2 separate regions of the Mus musculus genome follow, and region 1 is linked to region 2. A link is a loop called in an ENCODE intact Hi-C map of the cell type or tissue named here. Cell type or tissue: left cerebral cortex. All regions are shown on one strand. Each heading gives the region's core, and the rest is flanking DNA. Links, peaks and the distances in the headings are about the cores only.

What was found. Hi-C counts contacts between places; a loop is a spot of excess contacts. Peaks named below come from ENCODE experiments on the same cell type or tissue, not always from the same donor. Only the 100,000 strongest peaks of a DNase experiment are listed, where the experiment ranks them.
Region 1: it touches region 2 in a loop (6-fold over the local background); 2 of 42 quality-filtered maps call a loop at or near these places.

What each region holds. Positions count from the first base shown.
Region 1 is chr2:116,056,774-116,072,413 of GRCm38, forward strand. Meis2 (Meis homeobox 2) reads right to left here and starts at 8,285. Exons shown (of 12, transcript NM_001159568.1): 1 at 8,029-8,285; 2 at 6,415-6,647; 3 at 4,678-4,819; 4 at 3,908-3,958; 5 at 2,741-2,791; 6 at 1,858-2,007. The coding sequence starts at 8,040. G630016G05Rik (RIKEN cDNA G630016G05 gene) reads left to right here and starts at 10,452. Exons shown (of 5, transcript NR_153841.1): 1 at 10,452-10,567; 2 at 11,411-11,477. In left cerebral cortex, for the core only: no CTCF peak of the experiment used is centred there; DNase peaks (open chromatin) are centred at 5,108, 5,569, 5,757, 6,175 and 7 more places; H3K4me3 peaks cover 4,718 bases; H3K27ac peaks cover 4,351 bases.
Region 2 is chr2:115,258,700-115,274,339 of GRCm38, forward strand. No RefSeq gene overlaps it. Among named protein-coding and RNA genes, the nearest start is that of 4930528P14Rik, 78 kb to the right of the region's middle. In left cerebral cortex, for the core only: a CTCF peak has its summit at 9,748; a DNase peak (open chromatin) is centred at 9,716.

The DNA.
Region 1 (15,640 bases), core at 5,058-10,057, 800 kb after region 2:
AAATATTACGATATCTTCACAAATTGGCACTGAATTTCAGCCAAAACTCTAAACCGACTGGAGTATCTTATTTCTTCTACGTAAACATCAGCACAACCTGACTCCATACATCCACCAGAAAAAGCATTGTCAAGAAACTGTTGTCGAAAACCAAGTAGTCACGACCACACAAAATAACACCAGATAAGCTTCCGAAGTAGGAAGAACTAGGGACCCCTCGTGCTGCAAACTATGTAAATCCAACCCTCTTCATCTCCACTCCCACAGTGCAAATGCATACAGCTCAGAAACAGACAGCGAGGGGAATAAGTAAAGGACAAAAATAAAGCAATACTTATGAAGCTAACATGTCACTTGGACCACAAGGGCACACACTGTTGAGACACAGAGAAGCAAAGAAAATGCCAATAGCTACCACACCTTTTTGAATTCACTTAATACATACAAGGTACAAGGCTGCTCGGAGACCATTTCCTCCATTGCTTTGGAAACAGGTAAGGATCAGGACGGGTAGAGGGGCTTTGAGCAGCCCATTCATTTCATTACAGGACTGGGCATCCTATCTTTCTTTCACTATCTTGAACTTTTAGGCTGCTATCTTGTGTAGTACAAAGGTTAGTCTTTAAAATCAATGGCTGCTTCTTTTCAAAACTTTTAGTAGAGGAAAAAGAGAACTCACAGAAAAGCTATTATTCCTCAGGTAGCGCATTTCATTCCTCTTCAGACCCAGGAATTTGAGGGAGGGTAATGCAAACTGCCTTCAAACCTCAATGCCTGTTTAACTTCTATTGGGGTGTTAAATTAATATTTAAGCCATGAAATTACCCAGACACTGGCCTATGTCGTTTAGGTTGTGAGTTCAAATGAATGCATAGATACCCTGTCCCCCACTTCCCGGCTTGAGTTCCCCAAAATACAGTGCTATTCACACCCACTCTTTAACCTCAGCACCCTTGCCTTCCCCTTCATCCCTGCCAGCTGCAATCTTTCTTCTCTTTGCTTCTTCTACAGATTTCGAGTATCACTACATATGCTTCCCTCCACCCCATCAGATTCAGTAGATCAGTTCCAAAATAAGAATAAGAACAGAGAATAGAAATCTCCTTTCCTGGCTTGACATCCACGGGTATCTTCCACACTCTCCATCCTCAGCCACCAACTGTTAAAGTGTTAAAGCTCAAACACTAACCTACGGTAACTCAGCCTTCATTCCCTTCAGCTCTTGTAATACAGTGTAAAAAATTGGTTCATCAAGGTTGCTGTCTTTTATTATAGAGATGCTTCAGGCACTTGGCAATAAGACCATATTCTGACAATAAGTTTCTATGAGCAAAAAGTCCTGAGACTTGTAATGTGTTCATTCACTCCTTTTATTGTCAATGCAAGACAAAATTGCCAGGAATTCTCAGGGTTGTCTTCTCTAGGAAAGAAATAGGCACCCCCTTTTCTCAGTTGCTTCTCTCTCTCTCTCTCTCTCTCTCTCTCTCTCTCTCTCTCTCCATTCCTTCCTTTCCAGATAACTGTCTTGTCTCTTGCTACCTCTTGCTATGCCTTGATTACACACAGAAAGAACCCAGAAAAGACTGAGACCGTCATGCCAAAAGAGAATTTACTAACTCCCAAGCCACCAGGTTCAGGCAACTTCACACATGAAGAGCACAAATTATTCTATCAACTCCCTGGTTCTTAGACTCTCACCATAAATAAGAACAGGGTCCAAGAAAGGGGAAATCAAAAGAAAGGCCATGACACTTATAGTGAGAAAGGGAGAGATAACTCCAAAAGCAACTAAACGATTTAAAAAAAAATGCTTTGCCCAGTGGCCTTCAGAGAACTCCACGGGCTCTGCAGACTTACGTGGTCGGCGAGATTTGTGGAGGAGCCTGAAAGTTCTTCATGATCTGACTTGGAGCTTCCATCTCTCTCATCAATCACGAGGTCAATGGGCATTTTTCCCTTCAAACAGCTAATGTACCGGTGGCAGAAGTTATCACATAGTTCGTGGACCTAGGAGGAGGGTCATGGCGAGGGCTCAGCTCAGGTTGTCTTTATAGGTTTCATTTTTTAAAGGGGAAGAATATCAGGTTGCAAGGTTACATTTGTAGAGAGCAACAATGTGATGTCTTCCAAAATAACTCTAATTAAGGGGTGTAAGAGTTGAAGGCAAGGAAACAATAGGGCAATTGTGGCAATAGATATTATCCTCCAGAGACTCCCCAGAGCAACAAGTTACAAGAAAGAAAGAAACTGAACTGGAAGTAACTGAGTTCAGACTGGGGAAGCAGAGATGAAAGTGTGATTTGGTAACTCAGAAGCATTTAAACACTAGAATTAGGGACATTTGTGATTCTGTTGTGTATGTTTCCTGGGGAAATGATTGATCTATGTATCAAGGCAAAGACACCCCAGAGAGGACTCTTCTCTCTGCTTGCACCTAGCAAGAGCACTGGGTCCACGATAAGCTAAGCTAATAGAGACACAAGTAGACATTGTGTCCAGCAACACAAATGGCTCTTGCTGTACTTCAAATAATCCTGAGCGCCTGGGGGTGGGGGCTTTAAAAGTCAGAGCTGCCCTGATTCCCATATCCTCTGAGCCCCTGGGTTAAGAAGTCTATAAAGGAGGGAAATAAAAACGTGATCAACATCTCCAGATGTGTAATCCCTCAGTCTGGAGGCTTGTAGCATCTCCAATCATCTGGTTGAGAGAATCAAAATTCGGACTGTTGTTTCCTGCTTACCTTTTCTAACTCCAGAAGATGAAACCTTAGTACTTGAATTGCTTGTATCATCTGAAAGGGAAATTTAATAGGATAGAGTTAGGGTTCTAACACATGCAAGTTGTGTGTGTGTGTGTGTGTGTGTGTGTGTGTGTGTGAAGGTCAGTGTGCTGAGGAAATTGGGCAAAGAAAGAAGAAACCAGCAGGTGGCCGGGCAAAATTCACACACCAAGAAATAAGAAAACCAAATTATTACTGATCATCTCTGCCTCATTGGCTACAGTAGTGGGAATTAGTATACAGGCAGCCTTAGTATGAATTCCCCCACCCCACCCCCACCCCACCCAGTCCTCACAGTGTGGTGTTGGTACAGCTTGCATTCTCCCACCAGGTCTTACTCCACCCCATTCCTCTTTTACAGTCTCCTCCTACCCTCCACCTCAGGTCAAATTGGAGGAGGAGGAGGAGGGGGGAGGAGGAGGGGAAGGAGGAGGAAGGAGAGATAATAGAAGAAAAATAAGAGAGAAGAGAAGAGAAGAGAAGAGAAGAGAAGAGAAGAGAAGAGAAGAGAAGAGAAGAGAAGAGAAGAGAAGAGAAGAGAAGAGAGCTATTTCTTTGGACAGAAAAGCCTTTTTAGAACTGCAGACTCAGAGCAAACCTCCTCTCAGAAGAAGGAAATACTCCAGATGAATGGAGAGGCTGGGCCTTTGAAAGGGGATTTAAGTACTTTTAATATTGAAATCCTGCAAATTAGCAAAAGAATTGCACCTAAAAGTGGCCTGCGCAGGATAGCCCCTCACCCCCAACCCAGTCCTAGCCCGCCTTTCGCTGCCACTGCCGGAGCAGTTACTTCCTTCAGGGCAGCGGCCTGGGGCTCCAATGCCTCCCCCGGCCTGTAGAGGAAATCACTCCCTTCTTGCCGCTTACTCTCGAGGCCAAGACCTGGGAAGCATCCCTACTCGGCTCTGCGCCGCGGCGCCTGCGGCTGCCTCGGTGGGCTTCTTAGCCCCTAAGGCCCATACCGCCCCTGGCTCGCCTTCCACGTAGGGGCTCTAAATAAGTCTCTTCCCCTGTGTTTTCCTAGGAGGGCTCTGCCGAAACTCCATGGAGCTCCAGGAGCAAGTGGGTGACTCTGAGTTTGGGACGGGGCCCCGAGGCTGGAGACAAGCAAGAAACATTGAGCCTTACCAAATTATCCAGCTCTGGGTTTGAGGAAAAAAGAGGCTTTTCGGCGCGAACCTATAGGAAGCAGGGAAAGTCAGAATGAATCTTCAGCCCATTTAAAAACAGAAAAACCCTATCGGCCACTACTCTGGGTTGTGGGACCCGGTTCTCTGGAAGGGCAGGGGCAGAAGAGAGGACAGGGGCTTTGGTAAAATTCAAGAAACAGATTGGTGTCTTAAGTGAGTTGGGTCGCTGGAGAAACAGCAGGGCCTTCAGGTCCTGATCTGGTGGGGAGAGCCATACTCTACTTCAGTTGTAGCAGGGTAGGCAAGGCGGCTCGTAGATCCTCAGTACCCGCTTCTGCAGCCGGGTCAGAGGCTGGGTCCCCCCATCTCCAGCACCTCGGTGCCTGTGCAGACCTCACTGCCAGGCGCCTTGTTTCCTTTGCTCCCGGGCACTCCCAGGTCCCTCCCAGCCCCTCTCCCCAATTCTTGTTCAAGTAGCTGCAGGCGGGGAAAAGGCCAAGCCCCAGATTAGGAGCAGGTCAACTTTAATTCGAGGGTCGAGCCCCTGTATTCCTGGCTGGGGGGAAAAACAAACACCCATATTTATCTCCCTTTCCAATTCGCCTCCAGGCTGAGGGGTGGGGAGGAGGCGCAGAGTGCCGAGTGGGCCAGAGAAACAGATCGGGTGTCTTGCCTTTTCCTCCTCTTTCAAGTCAAACTCGGAGGAAGGGGGTGGGGGAGTGGAGGGCTTCTGTGGGGTGGGGGGTGAGCGGGTCAAGAAGGTTGGACCTGCTTGGCGAAGACCGCGATGTCCTCGTTGAAGGAGTCAGAGGAACAGACGTCTCCGCCGGCCACTCCGGGTTCCCGGGGAGTGCAGGTCGCCAGCTCGCACTTCTCAAAAACCAGAGCTAACAGAGGAAACAACGGGTGCCTAACGGGCAGCGCCACGCAGAGACACACGCACGGAGATGGGGTGCAGAGGGGAAGGAGCAAGAACTGTAATCAACAAGTTTGGAGGGTTTGCATTCCTTCTTTAATACAACAGGCACGCAACACACTACACCCTCAATCAGCCGAGCCTGGGCCACAAACAGAAAGGAAACAGCCTGGCCTTTTCCCTGGGTTCACAGGTCTTTTCAGATCAGTTCGGAGAAGCCCCCGGCCACTTTAGCCCGCCAAGTAAACATATACTCAGTTGGGAAGTAATGAAATACGCAAGAAGGCCAGGCAATTTAGAGCTCGGAGTAGATCCAGACCCCACTCCAGAGACGCCTGCCACACAAACCAGGGCAGGGAGCGCTATTTGGTGCCCTCCCGCCCCCCACTCCCATTCTGAATTGATCTAACGGGCGGTTCAGACCCGGCGGAGGGCTTCACCAACATCCACACGAGAGAGACTTTTCACGATTTTAAGAAGGTCTCATCTCTCCACCCTTTGCTTTATAAACTTGTTTGTTCTGCTTCCAGTAAAGCTCCGGTAGTAGGGCCAAAATAATAAGAATGTTAAACAAGAAAGAGCTTCCATCGAAAGACCACATTTCTCTCAGCGTTGCAGCTCACAAGAATAAATAAACCGCGTTTCAAAACTTAGAAGTGTGAGTGCCGGGCGCGTACGCCCTTTGTGTTCCTCCGGGCGGCTTAGCTACACCTCGGGATGCTTGAGGCCTCAGGCTTTAGGCTCAGTTGCTGTTTACCCACTGTCCCCTCCCCTCGGCATCCCGCCGCCTTCCCCACCTACCCTCAGCCGGAAGAGCCGGGCTAGTACTCGCTTGGACCGTGCTTGCCCACCCCTCCCTAATCTCTCCGAATATAAAATAATTTCCAGCCATTTCCCTGACTCCCAAGAACGGCTGTGTGTGTAAGCGGCAGTCTCTTCCACCCCGCTGCACTTCAAGGTCTGCCCCCTTTATTTACAGAGAATTAAGAAGTGAGTGATTAGGACTTCCTGGCCGACAGAAGCTGCCCTGATTCCAGCTCAAGCTGCGTTTAGTGACTCCCAGGCCCTCAGTAGGAAGCAGAAAGGGGAGGGGAGGGAGAAAAAGAAAGAAAGAAAGAAAGAAAGGAAAGAAGAAAGAGTGAGAGAAAAGAAGAAAGAAAGGGCAACTGGAAGTTTTTTCTCGGCTGCAGAAAACTTTCCTCTTAATCAAGGCCTGTGTTAGGCAGCCCGAGACAACCAGCCCTGTGCCTTTTGGCCAGGATTCGTGTCCTTGGGGAGAAGGCCCGGCCGGCAAGATTTAAAGACTCAGTTCTTACATTGGACCGTGGGGTCTGGAGAGGCCGAACCAAGGGAGCAGAGAAGGTTCTATTTTTCTGGTCTTTGACTCAAGATCAGGCTCTCTCCCTTGTCTTTCTCTACTGCAAGCAGTCTGTCTCCTCATGCAGAATTAAGTCCCCACTTAGCCTCCCTGGTCCACCCTAACACCACCACAATCACCACCACCTCCACCACCACCATCACCACCAGAGACAAGCACACGCACTCACACACACTCACACACAGTAAGCTGGGTCCGGGGGTCGGTTTACCCATAGATTGCGTCCTTGTCTCTTTTCAAGGCGTCGTTGACAGCAGATCCCATGCTGGCTGGCATGACATTGGGGTGCGGGGCGTGCGCGCCGTAGTGCTGCGTGGCGTGGAGCGGCGGCCCGTGGTTTAGGTGGTGAACCGGGGGGATCGGCCGCGGCGCGTGAGGGTCTCCGTACATGGAAGCGGGAACCCCTACTCCGTCCATCCCGCCGTAATGGGGCAGCTCATCGTACTGTCAGAGCCCGGGCAAGAGGAGGGGGCGGTGGCACAGAGTAAGAGAGAACCCAGGGGGGCAGAGGCAGGAAAGCAAAGGAACCCGGAGCAAAGAAAAGAGGGTACAGAGGAGTGGGGATGGAATAGAGATAGGGGGTGTAAAGACGGATGAGAGAGAGAGAGAGAGAGAGAGAGAGAGAGAGAGAGAGAGAGAGAATAAAAACAAAGTCAGAAAAAAAGAAAAGTACCGGACACAAGTTAAACACACTACAAACCAAACCAGGAGAAAAAACAGATTTGAAAGTTGGGAGAGGATGTCGTAAATTTTAAAATTAAAGTCTGAGCCGAGAGCAGCATTCAGGGAAGGCAGATCAGGCGGAGAGGCCGGGGACGCCGGGTGGGGGGTGGGGGGGCACAGGGAGGCCCCGCTCCCGCTGGAGGCTGCAGAACCCCAGCGAGCCAACCCAGGGAGAAGTGGAGTTAGCAAGAGAAGGAAGCCCCGGATCCCACCCCTTACCCCCCTTCGCCTCCTCCAGGAGATCCAATAAATCAAAGGGCGAAATGAAACAAAATAAAGAGAAGAAAAACGCTAATAATCAGGCCGAGAACGGCAAGGACAAGGGAAGACTAGGGTCGGTGCCTCCCCGGGGGCTAGGAGCTGAGGGTGGGGAGGAATAACGTGAAAGTTACCAGAAACATTATTTAGCAGCGGATTCCCTGCGTCCTTGTCAATTTCAGAGACAAAACAAGCAGCCGGGGCTAGTCTAGGCAGCGCGGCCCCACGCCGGCGGCTCCTACGCAGCCCGCGCCCGCCCGGAGCCGCGCGAGTAGCGGCGAAAGAGGCGCAGCGGCGGCGGCAGGAGAACCCGGGGAATCACGCTGCCGGGGTAAAAGCTGGAGCGAGGCGAAAGCGTGTAACAATTGCACACAAGTACACACACACACACACACACACACACACACACACACACACACCACTCACACGCTCTCGCCGCCCGCAGAGAACCCGGGGAATCACGCTGCCGGGGTAAAAGCTGGAGCGAGGCGAAAGCGTGTAACAATTGCACACAAGTACACACACACACACACACACACACACACACACACACACACACACACACACACACACACCACTCACACGCTCTCGCCGCCCGCCCGCTCGCTCAGCGCTGGGACACGCGCGGCCAGACACGCACACACGCACGCACACACACTCTCACACACGCAGAGGCACAGGGGGGAAAGAAGCCGGTGAATAATTTTGTTACTATTTTTTAAAATACTGGCCGCCATCATCATCAAGCAACCAGCAGCAGCCAGCTCAAAGGGAGAGAAGGCATGGGGCAGGGCCCTGTAGGAGAGGATTTATATCTAGGTAAGTGTTGGAGATTTAAACCTACCCTTTGCGCCATCAGTCTGCGCTCCAATAAACTCCTGGATGTGTCGTATATTTAATATCCCAGTCCGGATAAGAAAGTGAGCTAGGTTGAAGAGTCCTTTTTTTCCAAACCAAGGAGACTTCTCCCAATTTTCCAATGTTATTTTTTGGGGGGTGGGGAAAGCCCAGTCAAGAAAACGAAGAATTTTTTTCAGTGATATTTCTTCTTTTTCTCTTTTTTCCTCTTCTTCCTCCTCCTCCTGATCTTCCTCCTCCTCCCCCTCCTCCCCCTCCCCTCCTCCTCCTCTTCGGTCCTCCTTTACTCCTCTTTCTCTTCTTTTCCTCTTAGTTGAAAAAAAAAAAGAAAAGAAAGAAAAGAAAAAGAAAAAAAATTGTCAAGCCCCCGAACTGAAGGTTACGAGCGGCCAGTCAGCAGCCCACATGTAACCGAACTGTCGAGTTTCATGGCTTTTTGCCACTCCAGCTGTCAATCAAAGCCCGGAATGTCAAGGTAGTGAATGAATGATGGTTGATGATGATGAAGAGGAGCAATCTTTCAGACCCGTTTTTTTTTTCTTCCAGTAAAACTCCGCGAGGGGTTTCTGCTTCTTGAATTCTTCCTCCCCCCTCCCCCCTCTTTTAGCTTTGCCCCCAAAATAGCTCTAATATGATCCTCTCTTTTTAAAGTATTGTTCAAAGAAAGCAAGGAGAAAACCAAGAAAAAAATGAATAGTTTGCAAAAATTGGACTTCCTCCCCCCCTCTCTGGTAGGTATTTTGTCTTTCCCTCTCTCTCTTTCTCGCTCGCTCTCACTCGCGCTCGCTCTCTCGCGCTCTCTTTCTCTCTCTGGGAGATGAGTGAGTGTCAGTAGGTGTTGGCAGGTTGGCTGCAGCCGGGCTTATAGTAGAGCCTCAGTTTGGCGGCGCGGGTCGGCGGCGGGAGAACGAAATGACGGAACCCGGAAGTCGTGGTGGCCATAGCCCGTCCTACGGCGGAGACACATCCCGAGAGTGGGGAGCTGGAGCGAGGAGGAGCGCGCAGCGCGGAGCCTCTGATATGCAGCGAGTGCGGTCGGACGGCCCCGGGGGGGGGGGGGGGGGCTGGGGAAGGGGAGGCTGGAGCGGAGAGGACCGGAGCAAATCAGCAAGCCTGCTTCTCCAGGGGGACGACGCGGGAGGGAGAGGAAGAGGGGAGGGAGGGGGGATGAGGGAGGGGGAAAGGGGGAAGGGAGGGAAGGAGGGAGAGCGACAGGAGAGGGAGAGAGAGGGAGAGAGAGAGAGAGAGAGAGAGAGAGAGAGAGAGAGAGAGAGAGAGAGAGAGAGAGAGAACACGCGTGATTGGAGGGGGAAGGAAGAGAGGTGGAAGAGGACAGGGAGAGCGCAGACAGGAAAACTGCAGAAAGCCACAGGGAAAGTACGGTACAGACTCAGATCTTTTTATTTTCAACTTACTTCTCGTTTATTTCCCCACCACTCCTCTTGGCTCCTGCCTAACTGGGTCGCGTTGGGGATGTTTGGCATGGCGCTCTAGCTTTTGTTCGTTTTAATTCCGCGGCCCCCTTCCTCTGCCGGCGGATTACTAGGTCCCGAACTCTGCCACTACAACCTAGAGCAGCAAGCTCCGCCAACTGCACCACCGCCAGGCTAGGATTTTTGTTGTTGTTGTTGTTGTTGTTGTTGTTAAGTGGTACTTTCTTTCTCGTGCAGATGCAGAGCCCTTTTTGTCAATATTCATTTTTGTCTAGTACAAGATATGAGCAGCTGAACTCGGAGCATAGTCCCTCGGTGCGCTGCAGACAGTGTAGACCACCATTGAGAGTCTAGGGGTCCTGGGCTCAATCTGGAGGGAGAAAGCAGGATGAGAGTTAGTAGGGCGGGAGTTAGTGGGGTAGGAGTTAGAGGAGAGGGAGTTGTTTGGTGTTTGTTGTTTACCGATGTAGACAAGTGTGTGTGTGTGTGTGTGTGTGTGTGTGTGTACGCGCGCGTGCGTGCGTGCGCGTGACCGCTGTGCGCCTCTAAAGTGAATCTTGGATCTAGGAAGCACCGGAGGAGAAAGATTAAAAAGCATGTGAGACAGAAGATGCTTGCGAGGAGTGGCTGGCTCTGGCTGCCCAGCTTTGTTGTGGTTGCCCTGGGCGCAGCGGTTGTAAAGAGGGCTAAAGGCTGAGTTAATTACACCGGGAGGATTTCGCTGGATGGGGACCATGGGACTGGCTCCTAAAGTTTTCCCAAAAGGAAAAGGAAGCGAGTAGGGTTAAAAAGGTAAATACCCGACTAGGTTTTGGTAGAAACTAGTTCTGGCCGGGGTCCCGCCCAATCCCTGGCCGGAGTTCCAGCTGGCTTTACCTCTGCTCTGCTGTTTCCCCGCGGCTGCGCGTCAATCACCGAGAGACGAGAGCTGGGGGCGGAGCTTTGGTCACCCGGCGCGCGTAGCCGGGTTCACCCTGCCGCCACCAGGCAGCTGGCAGCGCGACCCAGCCACGCACTGGGAGCGCGCCCTCTCCCCAACTTCTCACCCTCGCCCTGGGTTCCGGGCCCCAGGCCCAGAGAATAGCAAACAGAGTAAGGGTTTGCTGTTCAACTGCGGCCTCCCTCCCCAACTCTGAACCATCCCGTGACAGAAAGCAGCGCCTCCTGCAAGGGTGCCTTTGACTGGACTTTCTCATGGGGGCGGGGGTGGATGGGAGTGGTTAGGTATAGTAGAGTGGTGTGTGTGTGTGTGTGTGTGTGTGTGTGTGTGTGTGTGTGTGTGTGTGAGAGAGAGAGAGAGAGAGAGAGGACTTACAGAGAGAGGGAGAGGGAGACGGAGAGGGAGAGGGAGGGAGGGAGGGAGGGAGAGAGAGAGAGAGAGAGAGAGAGAGAGAGAGAGAGAGAGAGAGAGAGAGGTTTTTCTCCCATTTAGCATCTTCCTGGTTTCCTAGCAAGCTTCTGAACATCCCAAGCTAGCTAAAACTACTGCATGCCGAGACTCCATGCGGAGTCTGAGGAAATTTGGCCTCGTTCTCCTAGGGCTGGTGAATGAGCTCCGGAGGTCAATAAAGCCCTCCAAAAATGATGAATGATTGAGCACCTGTGATGATGATAGTGATTACCAGAGCAATTAAACAGTTTGATTAAATGAGCCATCATAACAATGATGTCTGCGGGAAATCGGCCCTCACATATAAAGACAGTGTGGAGGGGCTGGCAGAGGCCCGGAGAGCGCGCCGGGAGAGGGGTTGCAGCCCGTGCGAGTTTGGCTCCAGTGGCCAAAGCAGGGAAGGCGGCCTCGGGGACCTTCTGGGAGCAGAGTCCAGCCAAGGGTTTCCCTCTCTTTCCGCTTCAAGCCCAAGACAGCAGAGCAGTTTGGAACCCGAAGGACTATATGGTCCTTTCCCCCTCCCCCACCACTTTTTTCCCCCCTAGAAGAACTTCAAGATTACAAATATCCGTCTCATTTGATGCTGAATTACTCGTGGACAGATAAGAAAAGGTAAGTAAAAAGAAAAGGAAAAGTTGGCCTCCAGAATTTTTTTTTTTGGGAGGGGGTGAAGTTAAATCTCAGTTTATCCTCCTAGGGTAAAAGAGAGGGAAAGAGAGAGAGGGAGGTGAGACACACACAGAGACAGACACAGAAAGGAGAGACACAGAATATGAGAGAATATTTGGCCTGGCTGAAGACCGTTTTCTGCTTCACAGAGTTGTGAATGATACTGGATCCAAGTTGTCGGCCCAGCACTGTTGGCAGAGTTTACATTCAGTTTTGATTCCTCTAATTGTTCTTAATTTCAACATTGGCTATTTAGTATCGCCAGTAAGATTTTTGCTCTTTTTAAATCCTGGTTAAATAAACGCCAGTTAGGAAGTTTCTTTTTCAAAGGAACACGGGTTTCCGAGATAAACGCTTCTTTTGTAAAGAACAACTTCGTGAGAAACCTCTGCATCTTCCTGTAAGCATGCTTAGCTCTTTTTTTCCACAGCGGTTCGCAGCCCCCACCCCCACCCCAACCCCAGCTTGTTGATATTGTAAAGCGATTTAATTTCCCGGTAACCTTTATTTAGTAAAACTTCTTTAGCATTAAGAAAAAACAGCATTAATAAAGTTTCTCCCTGAGTTAAAAACAAAAATCCAAGTTGATTATTTCTATTTTCTAAAGCAATCGTTAAGGAAATAATGGCTTGATGAAGGGTGGTAATTTGGGGTTTTACAAAGAAAAATGCTAACCCCGATTTATACTGTGGGCAGTGCAGACGGAGCTTAAACTTGAACCTCTTCCTCTCCTTCACCACGTAACTTCTTATGAATTTTGGCAAATGCCTTAAAGCAAACAAGAGGACAATCTGGTCAGATGTAGGGGGCAGAAAGGAAGGACATTTTAAGAAAAGCGAGAATTTTTAGGGAGACTTTTAGAGTTAAGAAGTGTGAGGTGGTTGAAAATAGCATGCTGGTGAAGGCCTTTTGGCTTTGAAATTCACTTTATCTAAAAGGAGCGGCTGCTTTCACTGAAGAGATGGGTTACACAGATGCACGCTATTGGTAAAACTCTTAGTTTAAATGTTAGTTTTAAAATCTACCACTGCCATGCATTGCACAGGGGATCAAGTTGGAGTATCTTTCCTGATCCCTGTGATACCACAAGTTGTGATCATCCAACAGCTTATGGGTGTTTTTATTAATACAACAGCATAGGTTGCATATAGTGAGGGACTTGCCTCTGTTCCTCATCTCGATTTCCATGTCTGGTAGAAGCCATTGCACAACAGCGAGGTGTCCACACTTTCTCTTTTCTTTCTGTATATGGGCACCTTGTTTTCAGAGCTTCACACTCCACACCCTTTGTGGATTCATTTACTCTCCCACATTTGAGGTGAAGGGAAATAGGTGGGGCAGCCCCAGAGACAGACAAGAGATGGGGGTCACAGGCGCCATGCACACCTCAGTCAACAGTCAGCCCCTTCTGCCCAGGCTGGAAATGGTTTTAACAGGCGGTAAAATTTCATCTTGCGGTGTCAAATTGGGGTCATTTTGGGGTTAGAGTTCTCAGTGTCCGTGAGGAGCTGTCCAGCTGTGTGGGGACTCATTAACTGCAAAAGATCTGTTTCAGTAAAAACAATTCAAAGACAATTGGAAGGCTAAAGACTCTCTACAAATCGCGTTTTACAAGTGCCCCAGAACAAATATGGTTGGTAAAACCTATTTCTTCACAATCTTAAATCAGCTACTTAGCTCTGGAGTGGGGGGTGGGAACATTGAATTAAAAAGGAGGTGAAAAGGGGGGTACTGAAGGGGGTGAATGAGAAAGAGAATTGGGCCTCTCAAATTTAAGAGTCTGTTTTTAATCACCCCCTTTCTTATTGAAGCATCTCCTAGACTTCTGAAAAGCACTCCTTTCTATTTCTCCCTTTCTTCTTTTGATCCCTTGTGGAATGTTACTATAGGTAACATTAAGGATTTAAGGGAATAATATAAGCCCCCTAGTTCTGTAGTCCAACGGCATTGGCTTTTGGGAGGGGAGTTAATTTGAAGTAGCATTTATAAACTCCAACTTTATTTTAGCTGTGCTTGTTCAGCCTCCTTGAGGTGGTAATTGCGGCTGTTCTTTTTATATCCCCCCTCCCCAATGTCCAGATCCTCTGCACAGATAACTCCACATTCCTCAGAACTGTGAGGTCCTGAAGTGTTAATCTGTGTATTAAAATCACCAGATTTAAATCCCTTTTGTCTTCTTTTCAACAGTTAGAACAATTGATGCTTTATTACCAGAGCCAGTAAATCCAGCCTTAATCTTGTTTGTAACTTTAGTTAATGTTTTGATTTGGAATATTTCGTATCAAGGAGAGTTTTATTGAAGAAAGAAGGTGAGATTATGTTTGAATTGGGGAGGTTCTGCTCAGCCTAATGGAAGATAACTTACTCCTTTGAGTTAAGAGGGGTTTCATTGGGTCAAAGGAAAGCTCATTGCTAAAACGGGAGGCTAGCCATAGGAAATGCCAGGGTTTTTGACAAACAAGGTTGATACTTAAAAGTAAAATATCAATAGGAACGAAGGACCTTTATTTCCTTGAATTAGTGAATCTAGCCGGGGTGGGACCTCAAAAACACACGATCCATTTGCTTTTTCTCTTGCCATGTCCACTTCTGCTCTCAGGTTTTCTCTTTCCATCTGCACTACTTTCCTTTGGGTTCTAAAGGAGGGTGAGTTTTAAAAGTCCTTTCCCCCTTTCTCCAGGATTCCTGGGCTGTCTGTAAATTGTTCTCCAAGGGTGCTGTGGTCCTGCAGAAACAGCCCTGAGTCTTATGTTATTGGGACAAAGGCTCAGGGCTTAGGTTGTCTTCTGCCCTGGTCCTGCTGGCTGACAGTTGGAATTTTTGATATATATTTTATTTGGCATTTCTATTAACGTGTTTGTCCCACACTCCAGCCCTTGGAGCCATTTATTACTTTTAAAACGTCTCTTCTCCGTAAACCTCCGCTCATCCTTGTGAACTGTTTTTGACCTTCTCCGCAGTATAACTGAAAAGTTACAGTAAAAAGAATTCTGCTCACTTGCTTACCTCTTACCTTGGTTCGTGCTCTTTCTAGATGGTGTCTACCCTGGGAAAGGGCCCCTGTCCTCACACCACTACTACCACCACCTTACTGGTTTATTTTTGCTTTTGCTTTGTGTTTACTTTTATTTATTGGTTTTTTTCCTTTTTCACACCTTCGTGCTCTATCATAGACTTTTTTTCACCCTGGAAATACGATCAAATGAACCGACAGGTTAAAAAAAAAAAAAAGATGGAGTGGAATTGTTGCATTTTGCTTTTGCCCTGTTTGATTTCTTCCCATTTTAGCTGTTTCCCTATGGCGCGGAAAGAACGGGTTTCAATAAATAGCCCTCTAGCGCTATCTGGCGGGGCTCCAAACACTCTGTGCACCGTGGCGCTGTCAGTTTCTCCTTCCCACGCCCTTCCTCACTTCCTTTTCCTTTTCCTCTTGCTCTATCTCTTGTCATTTTTGCGCTCTGTATCCCATTTCCAGTTCCTTCTTTTCCCCTCCGCCCCTTTCTAGTCTTTACTACAGATTCCAATGCAGACAGGGACACCCCCCGCCCCCCGGACTGGACGGTTGTAACTAGAAGGCAGTCGGCCACCCAGATCATAAAGACTTTCCAGTCCTGATCCAGAGTGACTCACACTCATCTTCTCCCTTTGTTGAGCACCTTAGCTGTGTTAAAAGTGTTGACGAGCCCAACACTCCGCGGGTGGTGTTTTGAAGGGGCTTAACAATTGGGAAGTTTTCTGGAAACAAGACTTTTTTCTCTCCCGGATTCCGGCTAGTACAGCTTATATAAGTTTGAGATCTGAAAGCCAGGAAGCCCCGTGTGGGAGAAAGGAGGCTTCGAAGGGATTGGACAGCACAGCAGGGGACAGAGTTGTTGTTGTTGTTGTTTAGGGGAATAAGATACTCGGTGCTCTCGTCCCCGGGGAAATCTAGGTTTCCAAGGGACTGTCTCAGTCTGCAGTCTACATCCAAGGCGCCTGTCCATTTGTTCTTCCTCAGTTAGCCAGATTTATTCCCAGAACTCCCACCAATCACACACACACACACACACACACACACACACACACACACACGCGCGCACACTTTAGAGACAAGTGTCAAAGTGGGA
Region 2 (15,640 bases), core at 7,049-12,048:
CTAGATGGTCCATCCTTTCGTCTCAGCTCCAAACTTTGTCTCTGTAACTCCTTCCAAGGGTGTTTTGTTCCCACTTCTAAGGAGGGGCATAGTGTCCACACTTCAGTCTTCATTTTTCTTGAGTTTCATGTGTTTAGGAAATTGTATCTTATATCTTGGGTATCCTAGGTTTTGGGCTAATATCCACTTATCAGTGAGTACATATTGTGTGAGTTCCTTTGTGAATGTGTTACCTCACTCAGGATGATGCCCTCCAGGTCCATCCATTTGGCTAGAAATTTCATAAATTCATTCTTTTTAATAGCTGAGTAGTACTCCATTGTGTAAATGTATCACATTTTCTGTATCCATTCCTTTGTTGAGGGGCATCTGGGTTCTTTCCAGCTTCTGGCTATTATAAATAAGGCTGCTATGAACATAGTGGAGCATGTGTTCTTCTTACCGGTTGGGACATCTTCTGGCTTTCTGTCAAAGATTGAAGCAAAATGAATGGAAGGTTGAAAAATTTCTATTTGGCTTCTGAGGATTTCACAAAGAAAGCTCTCTCTCCTCTCTATCTCCTCTCTCCTCTCTCTCTCCTCTCTCCTCTCTCCTCTCTCCTCTCTCCTCCTCTCGCCTCTCCCCTCTCCCCTCTTCCCTCTCCCCTCTTTTTCTCAGAAGAATTAATTGCCGCATTTTGGCCATAGGGAATGGCACTATTAGAAGGTATAGCCTTGTTGTAGGGAGTGTGTCACTGATGAGGTGGGCTGTGAGGTTTTACATATGCTCAAGCCATGCCCAATGAGATGGTCTCCTCATGATACCTGCAGTTATAGAACTTGGAGCTCTTTCTCTAATATAGATAGATAGATAGATAGATAGATAGATAGATAGATAGATAGATAGATAACTAGAGAAAGAGAGAGAGAGAGAGAGAGAGAGAGAGAGAGAGAGAGAGAGAGAGCTTTCTTTGTGACTGATCCTCAGAAGTCAAATAGAAAGAAATTTTACAACCTTCCATTCATTTTGCAGGTCTGGATGTCCTGCTTATACCCATGTGGGCAGAACTCTGTTTTAATTTTTAAAAGAATGAGCAAACATGATACATTAATTAAAGACTATCATTCCAAAAATTAAAAAATAAAAAACAACATTGCTTTAAAAAATAGCATTTTAGCTAAGTTAAATAAGGGAGTAACATGGCAAGAACCTTTACTCTTTGATACAGGACTGCAGAATGTTTATTGTTATTCACTATGACCATCACTTGGAAATTATTGAACATTTAAGGTTTCAGGTTGTTGGGTGAACATGGAAATCCCAACATATGAACTGAGTTCTTCTTGTGGGACATACTAATGATCAAGCATAAGAAAAATCATCATAAAATATTCCAGAATCACTCCGTATATGTCCGGCTTTGTTTGCATACAAGACAGCGGCATGTATACTATAAGCAAGGTGGAGTGTTTTGCTTTTCTTACTCTTGTGTTAATAAAAGTAAAATATGGAAATTCCTAATTTTTTAATGTTACATTGGTACAATATTGGCTACATTACGCAAATTCTCTCCCTCTTAGAGGAAAAAGGCAAGGCAAAAAAAATCCCTAACATACCCCTTTTCCTAGTTTATTTCTATTTCTGTGATAAATAACATGGCTAAAAGGAACTCTGGAAGAAAGGGTTTCTTTCATCTACAGCATACAGTCCATCGCTAAGAGAAGTCTAGATAAAACCTGCAAACAGAAACTTGGAAGTGGGAACTAAAGAAGTCATGGAATAGGCTGCTATCCACAGCTCACTTGGCCTGCTTTTTCATACATCCCTTGACCACCTGCCCAGGGTTAGCATTGCCTCCAGTGACAAGTGAGCTGAGCTCTCCCACATCAGTAGCTAATCAAGAAAATATTCCTACAGATGTCCTATGGGCAACCTGATGGTCACATTTTCTCATTGAGGGTCCCTCTTCCCACAAGAGTCTAGTTTGTGTTAAGACACAAGCTTGTGTGACACACTAGCCAACACACTAGTTGCCTTAGCTTCTTGTCTCTTTGCTGTGACAAAAGAGCCAACAAAACCAATATAAGTTAGGGGATTATTTCTTTCATTTAATATCAGTGGAAGCTGTCCTTAATGGGGGAGAAGCTATGCGAACAGGAAGAGGTGATGGCTGGTCACATTGCATCCGTAGTTAGGAAGAGAGCAAAGAGTGCTTTGACTGAGAGTTCTTTCTTCTTTCAATTCAGAGTAGGTCCCCAACTCTGTGGTATGCTTACAACTATTTCTCAGAGATTTATTTATTCTGGAATTTGTTTCCACAGCTATTCTAAATCCCATCGAGTTGATAATTAAAATAATCACACCAGTCTTGATAATTTCAGAATAAAAATCCAACAGCCACTTGAGAGAAGCAGTGACTTTATCCAAGAGATTCTCTAACAATACCTAGTATTTCAAACAACAAAATTCGATCTTCAACTAAAATTCCACGTGAAGAGAAGTCACAAAGTAATGTTCAAAATGTCAGTCATACTTAAACTCTACATCACCTCAATTTTTACCTCTTTCTCCAATTTTCCTTTGAGCATACATTATGTGGCTATTGTATAAATTTTGTTGAGGATGAGTTTTTGTAAATTAAGTGCTTATATGAATCTTGTTTACCTAATAATTCAAGAGTGACATGTATAGACATATCACATCCCAACACACACACACACACACACATACACACACACACACACACACACACATACACATTATTGGTTATTGGTACTGGCAGTAATGTGGAACTGTGACTAGGGAAGGGGGCAAGCAGTGCACCAGCTTCTACCCACTGCTATGTCAATGCACATAAATTCTAATTTGTAACACCCCTGCAGTTCCATTGTATGGCTCCATTAGTCTATGCATGAATTATTTACACATGATACATCATAATGGCATCGAAACCATTTATGATATCAATTCATACTATTACAGAACAGGTAATCTTCAGCTGTCCAACACAACCTGTGTTAATTAGATCTCCAAGAAACTTTGCTAGTCAATCATATCCACAAAGCCTGCTCCTGCCCCACCTCCTCCAATGAGCCTTCCTATCACTCTGCTCTGCATCTTTTGTTTTTTATTCTACCTATGCAATACATGACAGAATTTAGCAATTAGGACACAATTCGTTGTTTTGCTTTGCAGATTTAACTCTTGCATCCCTGGATAAATGGATTGGTTCTTGAAGAACAGAACATCAAGCTCATGTTTTCTCTATTGCAACTTCCATCCTTCTGAGCAATCCTACAAAAGCAGTATTTCCAGTACATTTTATCTGACTTACTCAACTGCCTCACAAACAAAGATGGCTTACACATTTTTAGACACTGGTTTTATTTGGCAAATTCATACCTTTTGAACAGTCACAGAAGTTTTAGATGATGGTTTTATTATGATTATGCAATTTAGTCATGCTTTGTTTTATTTTCTTCCAAATAATTAACAGCCAACAAACTTTCTTCTGTAATGAAACCTTGGTTGGTTTTAGGTTAGAGTGTGTGTAGACTCTATGGCATGATGGCTACCATGAACATAATAGTCAGCATGCTACTCCTTTTGCTCTCTATAATTCTTCAAGGCACATGACAGAAGAGTACTTACAGCAGAAAGACAGTAAATATATAAGGTGGTTTTTTTGTTAGATTATTGTCAGCTGGACATAGCCTAGAGTTGTCTGAGAAGAGGAAGCCCAACTGAAAAAAAAAACAAACAAAAAACAAGTCCCTCTTTTAATTACCTTTGGTAAGTCAATAGGAAATTTTCTTGATTGATAATTTATATGGGAGGTCAGCTTACTGGGGGCTGTACCAGCTCTGGGGTGGAGGTTGTACTGTATGAGAAAGTAGGCTGACCAAGCTATTATAAGAAAGGTATGACTTTGCTCTAGTTCCTGCCTCCAAATTCCTGCCCTGTTTGAATTCTCATCGACTTTCTCCAATGGTGGACTGTGACATGAAAGAATAAGCAAAGTAGGCCCCCAGTTGACTTTGGTCAGAATGTTTTACCACAGTAGCAAGCAAACTGAAACATAGAGGGGAGTCACGTAGCTCATTTCCTGTGTCTTCAGTATATGGTCAATCCTTTATAAGAAGACTCTTAATTACACACAGAAGCATGCAGGTGCCTTCAGTTCACAGCCCAAAGGATGGTCACTAAATGGGTATACCTGTGGCCAACAGCAAGATAGAGTGACAAGACATTATCCGTACTCCAAAAGCTTGTGCAACGTGTTAGTCACTATACCTCATATCTGACAATAATGACCCTACTGCCTTTTTATAGCACTGGTCACTTTAAGGCATTTTTAGAATATACAAAAGTTAAGATGTACTTACTGTAGTCTCTCTTTCACAAATGGCTTCTTTGACTCAAGTATTTGTGATTTTAGTACATGCTGTTGTGTGTAGCTATGGATTTTTCCATTTATGGTGCCATATGATTTCAATCTATGAATCTACCAAGACATATTTATACATTATCTAGATAGTTGGACTGACTGGAGTATTATTGAGAATGCCTTGACCCAGGCATGGTGAGAAATGCCTGCAATCCCAGCACTTAGGAAGCTGAGAACTATGAGTGTGAAACCATTTGGGACTTCATAGTGAGACTTGTTCCCCCCCACCCCCCCAAAAAAAAAAAACAATGTCTCTGGTGAACATATGTGTTGTTTCTAAGCATACATATGGGAGATTAACTTTGAGTTACTATGCTCATGTTTACCAGATAACAAAATTCCATGTGTTTCTGTCTTAAAAGAAATAGTCAAATAAATTTTCAATCTGATTTTGTCAATCTACAGAGCTACTAGTCATAGAATCTTATAATACCTCAGGCTATGGAGACTGCTCAGGAGATAAAGATGCTTAAGTCGGAGGAAACTGAGTTTGGAGTGATGATAAAATTCTGCCATTTTGCCAGTGACCCTCTAGTATTATGGGAGACAGAGACAGGAGGTTCTCCATGGGCTCATTGGTTGGCTATCCTGGAGTATGCAACAGGGAACAGCAGATACGTGTCGCAAACAAAATGAAAGATGAAAGACAACACCTAAGGTTGTCTTCTGGGCTGATGGTACAAGATCAAGTCAAAGAGAAAAGGCTTGCAGTCTAATGTCAAAGATGCTAGCAGTAGAAGAAGAGCGTGCTTTCTTGGGAGGAAAGGAAAAATAGATAAGCTTAGCCCCTTCTGCGTTTTCATTCCGACCATGGCTCCTACTGATGCTCAAGTACACACATGCATTCAGCATGAGGCTTCCTCACTCAGCTGGCTCACAGGTCAATGGTCTCTGGAAGCATCCTCATGGACACTCAACATAGGCTTTTTCAGTAGAAAGTTTGACTCTTTCCTCTTTCATTGAACACTATTTTCCATCTATTTCATAATGCGTCTCCACAAATTACTAAAAGCTTACTTACATACAATGTCATTTTTCAAAGATTTTCATCATTGCTTTAAGAGGTTAAACAGAAGGTTTATGTGTCAATATTTCTTTGTTAAACTTTTTTTTCACTACAAGGAAATACTTGAATGCATCTTGCAGCTTTATATTTAGCAACACTAAAAGTTTCCTGTTTTCTTTTCTACACATATAATTATTTTGCTCTCTATGCTTCAGAATGGATAGTTTATATTATACTGGCCCCCAGTTCACAAATCTTGCTTTCTAATGCTTTGAATAGGTAGCTGAATATATAGCTACTGATTCAATTTTGTAAACTTTTATTTCATATATAAGTTTTCCTTTTATTTTATAGAGTCCATATTTATAAATTCTCCCTCTTTTCATCTATAACTTTTCATCTTTTATCCATGTCTATAAAGTTATTATTAATATCCTTTGTAAATTTAAAATAGATATCCAATCAATGGATAATTCGTGGTTACGACTCTTATGGTCTTACAGTATACTGCTTCTCCTTACTTTGTCTTTCAATCAGGCAAAGTGGTTTTAGAATCTATTCCAGGTGTTCTGCGTGAGAATTTTAGAGAGGCGGTGCTCATCTTCAGTGATGCTGGTTGTCTCTGAACCGGGAGTGCAGGGACGTGGAGATGGTGTACTTTGGTTCACATCAACTTAGATGTCATAGCTCTCCAGGGGTTTCAAATGGAAAACTGATATATTGCAAGGGTACTTTCTGTGGAAGGACATGAACATTTGACTCTTGGCCATAAGATTGACAAAGTGTGCTCTGCTGTTCTGTCTGCAGCTGATCTGCTTACCTTCACATAGTCCAGATTTTAGTTAGTACATAGCAGAAAGGGGAAGTCGAGCATGAGACTATGAGACCTTGCTCCTTCATTGTCTTAGGTGACATTCAGTCTGGTACCTACTACCCGTGGCCTAGGGGGAGCCACTCAGTTGCCTTCCTGTGTATCCCAACTTTGAGGATATAACTGGAATTCTTAAACATTTTAAAATATTGTTCTACTTCCCTGTGTCTTCCCATCTTCACCTTCTTAGGGCCCCTCATCCATGGCTTGGCCACTCTCTGACACTGGTGAACATGATTTTTTTTTTAAATCAAATTACTTTCCTAATCATTCTTAGTGAGGACTTTAATATGACAGTAATCATGCTATTTTATAGAATATTCCAAAATATGTTTTTAAAATATAAAATTTTTTTGAAAATTTGTCAGATGATTCCTGCCTGGTATGAGTATAGAGTGTTCAGAACTTTTGGTTTGGAACCTAAATGAAGGCAGAAATGGTAGATGGTGCACTTGGAGAGTCGCTTAGGCTGTATTTCTGACAAATTGCCTAATTTGTCTGGGAAAGATTTATGATAAGAAAAAACTTTTTATCTGACTATACTAATTAAACAGGCCAGAAAAATAAATAAGATTATTTGAACCCATGGAGCACAAATAAACCTGTCACCAGGATCATTAGAATATAGCAATCTCAATATTCTGCTGTAACAATGTACTTCCACCTCTCTTCATGCATGATTGAAACATATCTTTACCTGAAACACACCTCAATACTCTTCCTATATCAAAAATCACTCATTATTTCTGATGTAATAAATAAATTAATTAACAAGTTTTTAAAACATAAATTCACTTTAATTTATATGTATGTGTGTAGGAGGTACTGTTTGAATTTATGTGCAATACATTCAGGTGCCCAGAAATTTCAGAAAAGGGCAGCAGATTCCTTAGAAGTAGAGTTATGGGGTCTTATGATCCGCCTCATTGGGTGCCCAAAACAGAATCTGGGTCCTTTGCAGGTAAGTACTCTTAGCTTCTGAGCCAGATCTCTAGCCCTGAAATTAGCAACTTTCATCTAGCATTCCGATTTCCTATCTTCCTAGTCTCTTCCCTCAATAGCTTGCATTACTTCTCTCTTCCAGAGAAGCCAGTCAGCTCTGCAGTGCTAATTTATCCTTAAGTTTGCTTTCCTCCTGTAAGCTTTCTGCACAAACGCACCAAGTCCATTCTCCATCGTGACTTTCCTAATAAATGACCTCTGTGTAGTTTGTTGTCCTAGCCTTTGTTTGCTCATCTAAAAATGGGTACACTCATGATTAATTTCAGAACTTTCCAGAGATCAAACATGAGATAACAAGTTTGAAACTCATTATAATGCCTGTTAAATAATATAACTTGGCTAAATAATTATTTCCTTTTTACCTTTTTTTCTCATAGCTGGGATAATTAGTTGCCCTTTCCTCTCACTGTGTCCTGTATTTCAAAATATATTTTTCCCCATCAATCTCCAGTAAATTATCCAAATCACTTTTATCTTAGGCAATAATCTACACAGAAACATTTTATTAGTAAATAAACTGACATTCCTTATAACACTCCAGTGTCATTACCTTCTGTACTAAAATCTTTTACAGCTCAACCCTACACCCACACATTGTCAATCCATAAAGCAAACATTGCAAACACATCAACCAACTGGAATCTGACTTAAGGAACCATATAGTGGTAGATATTTCTAAGTCTCCAAAGCAAGTGTGATCCCTGCAGGAACAGCACTGAGCGAGCACTGAGTTGACCGCTTGCCTCTCTAACACATCTACTCAGCTTACTTTGGGACCATCTCAAAAGATAATAAGAAAGATATGGCCTGCATAAATTTTAAGAACAATTCAAATATAAGTGATGCTTGGATGCTTGGATGGATGAAGGAACTGTGATCTTCTGATGAAAGAACCATAAATCTAAATAAGTAAAAAAAGCAAAACAAATAAATAAACAACTTCAGTTGTCCTCCTACTATATCAGGACATGAAGACTGGCACTCCTACTGTCTGTCCTCTATTGTACTCTATAAGCCATCAACTTGCATGCCTTCCTTGGGTGAATAGAAGAGATATGTGGACATTGCCTGCTCTTTCCCAGCCTCAATATCCTGCTGTCAAAAGAGGAAGTTAAGAGAGGTGAGGAGATGCAGGAAAGAACAAAGACACTCTTAGAAAGGTTGTTATTGAAAATGCCACCCATGATGCTCTGTCACTCCAGGGCAGAGAGGTGGCTGGCACTTCTGGGAGACACATTTGCTAGAAGTTGGTTTTGGCAACATTTAAAGACTAGACTTCTGCTACCTGCCTTGTCTCCTGGTGACTCTGTGCCAGGGTGTTTTGCTTTTTCTGGGTCTCAGTGTCTTCACCTGAATAGGCAAAGGATTGAACCAGCTCACCAGGAGACATTTCAGGAATGACACTTCTGGCCTCAAATTTTGGCACTTTATGTGAAGGATTAATAAGAAAAAAATTGCAAAAGAAATATTTTAAATTCTTCATAATTTTCATTAAAATTTTCTTATTTTGAAAGTTCAAGTGAGAATAGAATAAAGCTAAGGCTAGATATATAATAAACATGGGAGAGGCATAGGGAATAATATAAAGAAATAAGTCAGGAGGTTGAGTCTAGATATGTGTGCTCTTCCTCCAAGTGTGGTAGGACTTTTCTGACACAGAGACACAAAAGACACAGACATCCCGCCACTTGGAGAAGACTGGCTTTGACCCTGAAATATTAGGGTGTTACTGAGAGCCAGCCCTGAGTTTACAGAGCCTATGAAGCAACTCTAATCATGATCAAGAAGAAAATGGATGACTCTCCCTTCCTATAAGACTCAGAAAGAAATTGTGTTAGCTACTTTTCTCATCACTAAGATCAAGTATCTGATGGAAGCAATTTAAGGGATCATAGGCCTGTTTTGACTAATGGTTTGAAAGATATGGTCACTCATCGTCAAAAATACATGGCAATTGAGTCCACTGGCTCTATGATGAGATATCTCACACAGCTTGTTCATTCCAGTGGATCATAAAACAAAGAGAGATGGGGCTAGGATCCAGACTAGGTTATAACCTATAAGAGCCTTCTGCCAGAAGCCTACTTCCTTTAGCTAAGCCCTACCTCTTAAAGGTTCTACAGCCTGCCAAAACAGCACCAAACAGTGTGAGCCAACTGTTCAGATATAAGCCATTTGAGAGATGTTTCCCATTCAAGCCTAACACTGACTTTAGATACTGCTTGTCAGCTTGGTCACAGTGTGAATGTATTTTCCACGTGTAGGCATTTGGAAAAGGAAGGTGAGTCGTGATGTCTGGTTCTTTTATGATTTAGTGTGTCACTTGCTTAAAATCAATGAGCTCCCCGTCCGTTCAAAAGACTTGATTTTTGTCATCCGTATTTTCTTCAAAGCATCTTGGTGAGAGCTATGGGGAGAAGATTATTCAAAGGAACAGTGGATGGCAGTGTTGGTTTGCAGCTCTAAAGGAAAGCAATGAAAAGTGCAATTTCTTTTTAAAAGTAGCACAGATTTGACCTTCTGAAAGAGCCACATGGATGTGAGTCTAAACCTGTAAAGAGTCATGTCACTGGGTTCAAAACATGATAAGGAACTATGCGTGACGATTTGAGAATCCCATTTTTAAGACATGGAAGGAAAACGTGACCTAAAAAGATAGTGATCTCTTAAAACTCAGTTTTACATACTGTCTTTATGGTAGCTAAATGATAATTAGTTAGCACACAGAACTAACAAGTCAATAGATAGTGACCAAGGAATACAACTGGCATCTTAAAGCTCACGGTAGCCTTGTGTCTTTAAAGAGTATAGGGGGAGGAAGTTTCAAGATAAAAGAGAAAGAGACCTGACAAGAAGGCAATAGATACAGTACATGCAATTAAGTACTTGTGAATTTATCAATTAATAAATAGTAGCTCTCAAATGCTTGCTTCTTTCAAGAGAGAGATTATTGGGTTTTGTGTTTTCTTCCCCATATCCTCCAATTTTTATGCCTTCTACTTTACCACCATATACTCAATTAAATGTTGACCCATTCAGGTATGCATAGCTTCACTCAGTCAACAAAAATATTTAAGCATGTGTACAATATATGGAACCACATACAGAGTTCTCAATGAAGCAGGGAACAGACACACAGGAAACTAGGCAATGTGACTATAGCTAAGTAGCTTGTTCAGATGTCTCTGATTGATCAGTGAAAATACAGTACATTTTTTTCTCAATTACCCCTTTGCACTATGTCAAACTTCCCTGTTCTGTGAACATATATGAAAAAATTTATAGAGGGTCCATGGCTGTTCTCCAAGAGGACTTGGGTTCAATTCCTAGACTCCACATGGTTGTTCACAACTATCTTAACTCCAGTACCATAAGCTACAATGCCTTCTTTCAAACTGCTAGCACTGAGCTCACACAAATATTCATGCAAACAAAGCACTACTACATGTAAAATTATATTAATTTAAAATTTAAAAATATGTTTATTAGATATGTTTTAAATCTTTCAAGCATTTTTGTCATTAAAATACTTCTTTTTTTTTTCAATTATTTTGTAGTCAAAACATATTCTTTCTGCCACATTTAAAGATACTCAATTATTCATATCTGGCCAAGTATGTGGCTGAGGGGAATTGAAGATGGAATGGGCAGGTAGCATTTCTTATTCTTCTGTCTCACCTTTGATCTTATTTGGGAGATGGGAGGGTGTTTGAAGTATGCTCTGGGATGCAAATCCACCTGATACAGATCCTTCATCACACATTCAAGGCTTAATTCTAAGGCAGACTCAAGTGCTTACCTCTGCATTTCTGCCTGAATTAACACCTCTGTGTGTGAAGGCAAGGTTTACCTAAATAGCTTCCAGAGTTTGTAGTGCTTTCCACAGTAAAAACAGCATTCGACTTGTTTTTGAATCCTTTGTCCTAACCTCCTGGCCTCTGTAATACCCACTGACACATAAGGAATTGGAATCTTCTGTTGATGGCAAATACAAATGCATTCTGCTAATCTTTCTGGTTTTGTACTCTCATCTCTTTCTTTGCAACTGCATGCATCCTACTCTGATAAACCTGGAGCAAATGAGCAAGTCAGAAGCCTAGTCCAATGATCAGTTGAGAAAAGAGAAACCAATATGCCTTCCCAGAAGCATCCTTGATCTTTAGACCTCTTCTTACATGGTATTACTTTCAAGAGACCATGTCCTTAGACATGATGGCAGGATACAAGCTGCAGTTAAATGTATAAGCTGATGCTGTGGCAATGAAGACAGTGGTATGATATATAAGGAATGAGAAGGAAGCATAAACCAAGAACACTGATGATGTTCTACCAGCAAAGACTTTACAGGTGATGGTGTCATGACCTAGGAACAGAGTGAGAACACAAGAATTGATAGAGATTGGTAGAAATGAGAAACACTTCCGCTTGGGACATAAGGTCATGAGTATATAGGCAGAACTAGATGTATTAAATGCTACCTAAAATTGAAAAACAAATAAGGATGACAATATATGTTGGAAAGGATTCCAAACGTGAATTAAAATTATTGACTTTGACTAAAAGTGCAGAACAGTCGAGTGTACAAAATGTTCATTTCCCAAAGACAAGCTCAGGATGGTCACAAAAAAATGAAGCAGGAAGAGGATAAGGAAGTAAGAACCAACTCCAAAGCAAGGCATTGCAAACATGAGGGATCCAGACGTGGAAGGGGTTTTTAAAATGTATTTCCTATTTCACAGTCTAAAGAGATAGGAGTAAAAATGCAAAAAGGCAAAAAGAAAAAAGAAGCAACTCTTTACAAGATCTTATATTCAGGCTTTTAAAATGCACTCAAATGAGACAACAAACAGAGGAATACAGAATCAGAAGACAGTGAAACATCTCATAAAAATGGATGAAAATAACTACAAGCAAAGAAATGCTTGGGAAAGTACATGACTCACAAATCACTAGCAGTTAAAAAAAATTTAATAACCATGGTGTCTTCCAGATTGAATACAGTTTCTTCATGGAGTAGATGAGGAAGTAAACACCAGGCAGTGTGTAATTTTTAAATCAAAAAAATATGTCATGAATTTATTTTAAATTTTTAGTAGTCATAATAGCAATTTAAACATATTTAATGTTTCAAGCTAACATGCACAGCAAGGGGACTCATCATGACATCTTCATACTTGCGTGTCATGTTTTGTTCTCATTCCCCTCCCCCATCCACCTGGCTCCCTTTTTGTTGTACTGCTCTTATATTTCATGTGCTTCATTCATCCACTACCCACATTACCCACTTTCCTTAAGAAGGATTATTCCTCTCAAGATCCCATTTCTACTTTCATCTCCTACATACACACATACGTACACACACACAAACAAAATATTATACATACATATATATGCATATATGTATCTCTCTCTATATATGTATACATACATACATGCATGCATACATATATACATAATTTTAAGTCTAGGTTCTACCTAGAAAACTTGTGGTATTTGGCTTTTGCAGTCTCACTTGTTTTAATTAACATAGGGAAGAATACAGATGTACAAGCCCAGTCTTATCTATCAGCCATCACTACCACTTAATAACCAATGTACAATCCTATGGACAGCTACTTAGGAAACAAATAGCTTCTTAGAAAGCAAATAGACCTTGTAGGGAAGAATAGGTGTTATTACTTCCTTGTAGAAAAGATGCCAAACAATTTATTCCCAATGTAACTGCCCTGAATTTCCTACGACATTAATAATCTTGAGGCGTTGTCATATAAATACTAACTTCCGTATACAGAACATCTCATTTTGGGGCTGAGGATGTAGCTCAATGGATAAGATGCGTGTCCAACATCTGTGAAGCCTGGGTTCAATCTGCTGCACCCCAAAAGTTAAATGTGGTGATAATGGGACAGGGGCAGCAGAATCAGACTTCAATCTCATTCTCTGCTTCAAAGCAGAGGTCAGCCTGGGTTACTTAAGGCCAACAACAACAACAACAACAACAACAACAACAACAACAACAAAAACAGTCTCATACATAGAAGATTGCTTGTACATTATAACAAGTTCCTATTCTGTATTAGAACCATACTTTCATGGAAACTTGAGAGTTTCTGAGCACCTAAATAAACAGCAGATGAACTCATGGTTTATCTTGCCTGCATTTGTCTCATACGATAAAAGAAAAAGCTTTCCATAATTCTTGAGCAGGTCGTGCTATGGAAAGGAAGGTAGCAACCAGTGACTGGAACCTTAGAATCAGCACATCATTCTCCTAACAACCTACCATACTTAAGTAGCAAATAGAAGAGAAAATATTTGAAATTTCCACAAGTAGTTTTATCCCATGATTTCTTTAAAGTCTGCCTGATGTGTAATTGCAATGCAAAATAGCTGGCAGAGGCCATGTTATGTGATAAATATCTCATTCTAAAATGCTAGAAAACTAGAGAATTACTGACAGTTCAAAGTTGGTACATGCAAATGGCCAAAAGTATAACTTACAAAAGATAACGATTGCTAAAGAAGACAGAATTGATGCAGATGATTATATTCGATCATTTCACTTTCATCATGTTTTTTTAATTCCTTCAAATGGATTACTGCCATTGGAATATGAATTCTTGTGTCATTTGTAGCCTAGGTGTTGTACTGCAACCATTCCCCCAGCCCTCAAGGTCATGTGTACTCTAGATAAGTAACATTCATATTTTGACTTTTTTCTAAATGCTTTGCTTCCTTCTTTGTATTTTGGAATAGTACTGGGAAAATATTTCAACAGCAAACTTCAAGATATAATAAAGTCATAAAATCTGCATTTTACATTAATGCATATATAATGAAAAATTATTGTACTCAACTGGCCACCAATCACAGAAACAAATCTCACGAGGTGTTTAAGAGGCACAGTTTGCTTTAACATCTGTAATGTTCGTGATATTTTTACTTTTGTGAGTGTCATCAATGAGCTATTGCACCATTTGTCCAAATCAAAAGTGTCAGTGTGCTTGACTTCATTATGATGGGGAAACCCATAGTCTCAAGAGGAAAGTAAATGACAGACCAGATAGATGCCAAAGTCAAGGAGTGCCATAGCATACCTTAGATGTAAAGCAAACTATAAATTGTAGAAGAAGACACAGATGATAAGGACAAGAAAATGATTGATCTTTCAAGAGCTTTGATCCTTATGATAGTTAACCTTCCTTGTCAACTTAATCAGATTTAGAATCAACTAGGAAAATCACTTTGGGGCATGCCTTTTAGGGTGTTTCCTGAAAGGTTTACTGAGGATAGATGGGGTCCAGGATAAAGATCTACACTGATAAAAAAAAAGTTAAAAGAAGTAAACCAGTTACACTCACCTCTCTTTGCTACCTGATCATCCCAGTGCACAAACTGACTCCTCATGCCACACCTTTCCTTCCATGGTGAATTATATCCCTTGTACCATGAGCCAAAATAAACATCCCCTTCTATTTTGATATAAAAATGAGGAAGTAACTGGGATGATTCTTGTAGGTTTTTTCCTTCTATTTTCTACCAAGATTAAAATGTTTCATTGTTCGCACTGTTGGGAAAACATGAACCTATACTCATGCTTGCCAATTGGTGTCACAGGTATATATTTATATAGATCACTTCTATCAAATGTCTGTGAGTTACAAAATATCCTTCCTGTTACAACTAATTATTTTGGACTCTAGGAAGGCAATTGAAACCCCGGTGGACTAGGTGAACTGGCCACCTGTAACTAGGTCATCCGATGCCAATGCATCTGTTGAAATGTCATTTTCTATGAGTGTCTGAAAATGCATGCAGAAAATAAAGCTTTGGAATTGTTACACTGAGTAAAGAATGATCTTATAAACACTAGTTGATACAGTCAAACCTCTGATAGCTTGGTTATCTAGTCAAGCAGGATTTAATTTGTCAACCAAGAATAACTACAAAAGAAGTTGAGCAGAAACTGAATAATTGGTTGAAATTTGAGGAGAGAAATATTTGAAGTATATGTGATGAAGGATTTTGCAAGATACAGATTTGTTGGAATCCAGAAAACTTAACTTTCTGTTAAAATCTATGATCTATATAAACTACAGTACCAGCCTGTCTAGAAAGAAGCAGTCACTGCTACAATAGTGGTACAACTGTTATAGCAGTATTCAACAACTCTTAGATTGGATACAAGGCCCTCTACTTAGGAAGGAATACGTGCCCTCTCAGAAACCCACAATATGAAGAAATCATGAGCCCTAAAGTATAGCATGTTACTATTCTTTAGCTAAATTGACAGAATGCCAAACTGGAATCTAAATATTTATGTTTACGTCTATAT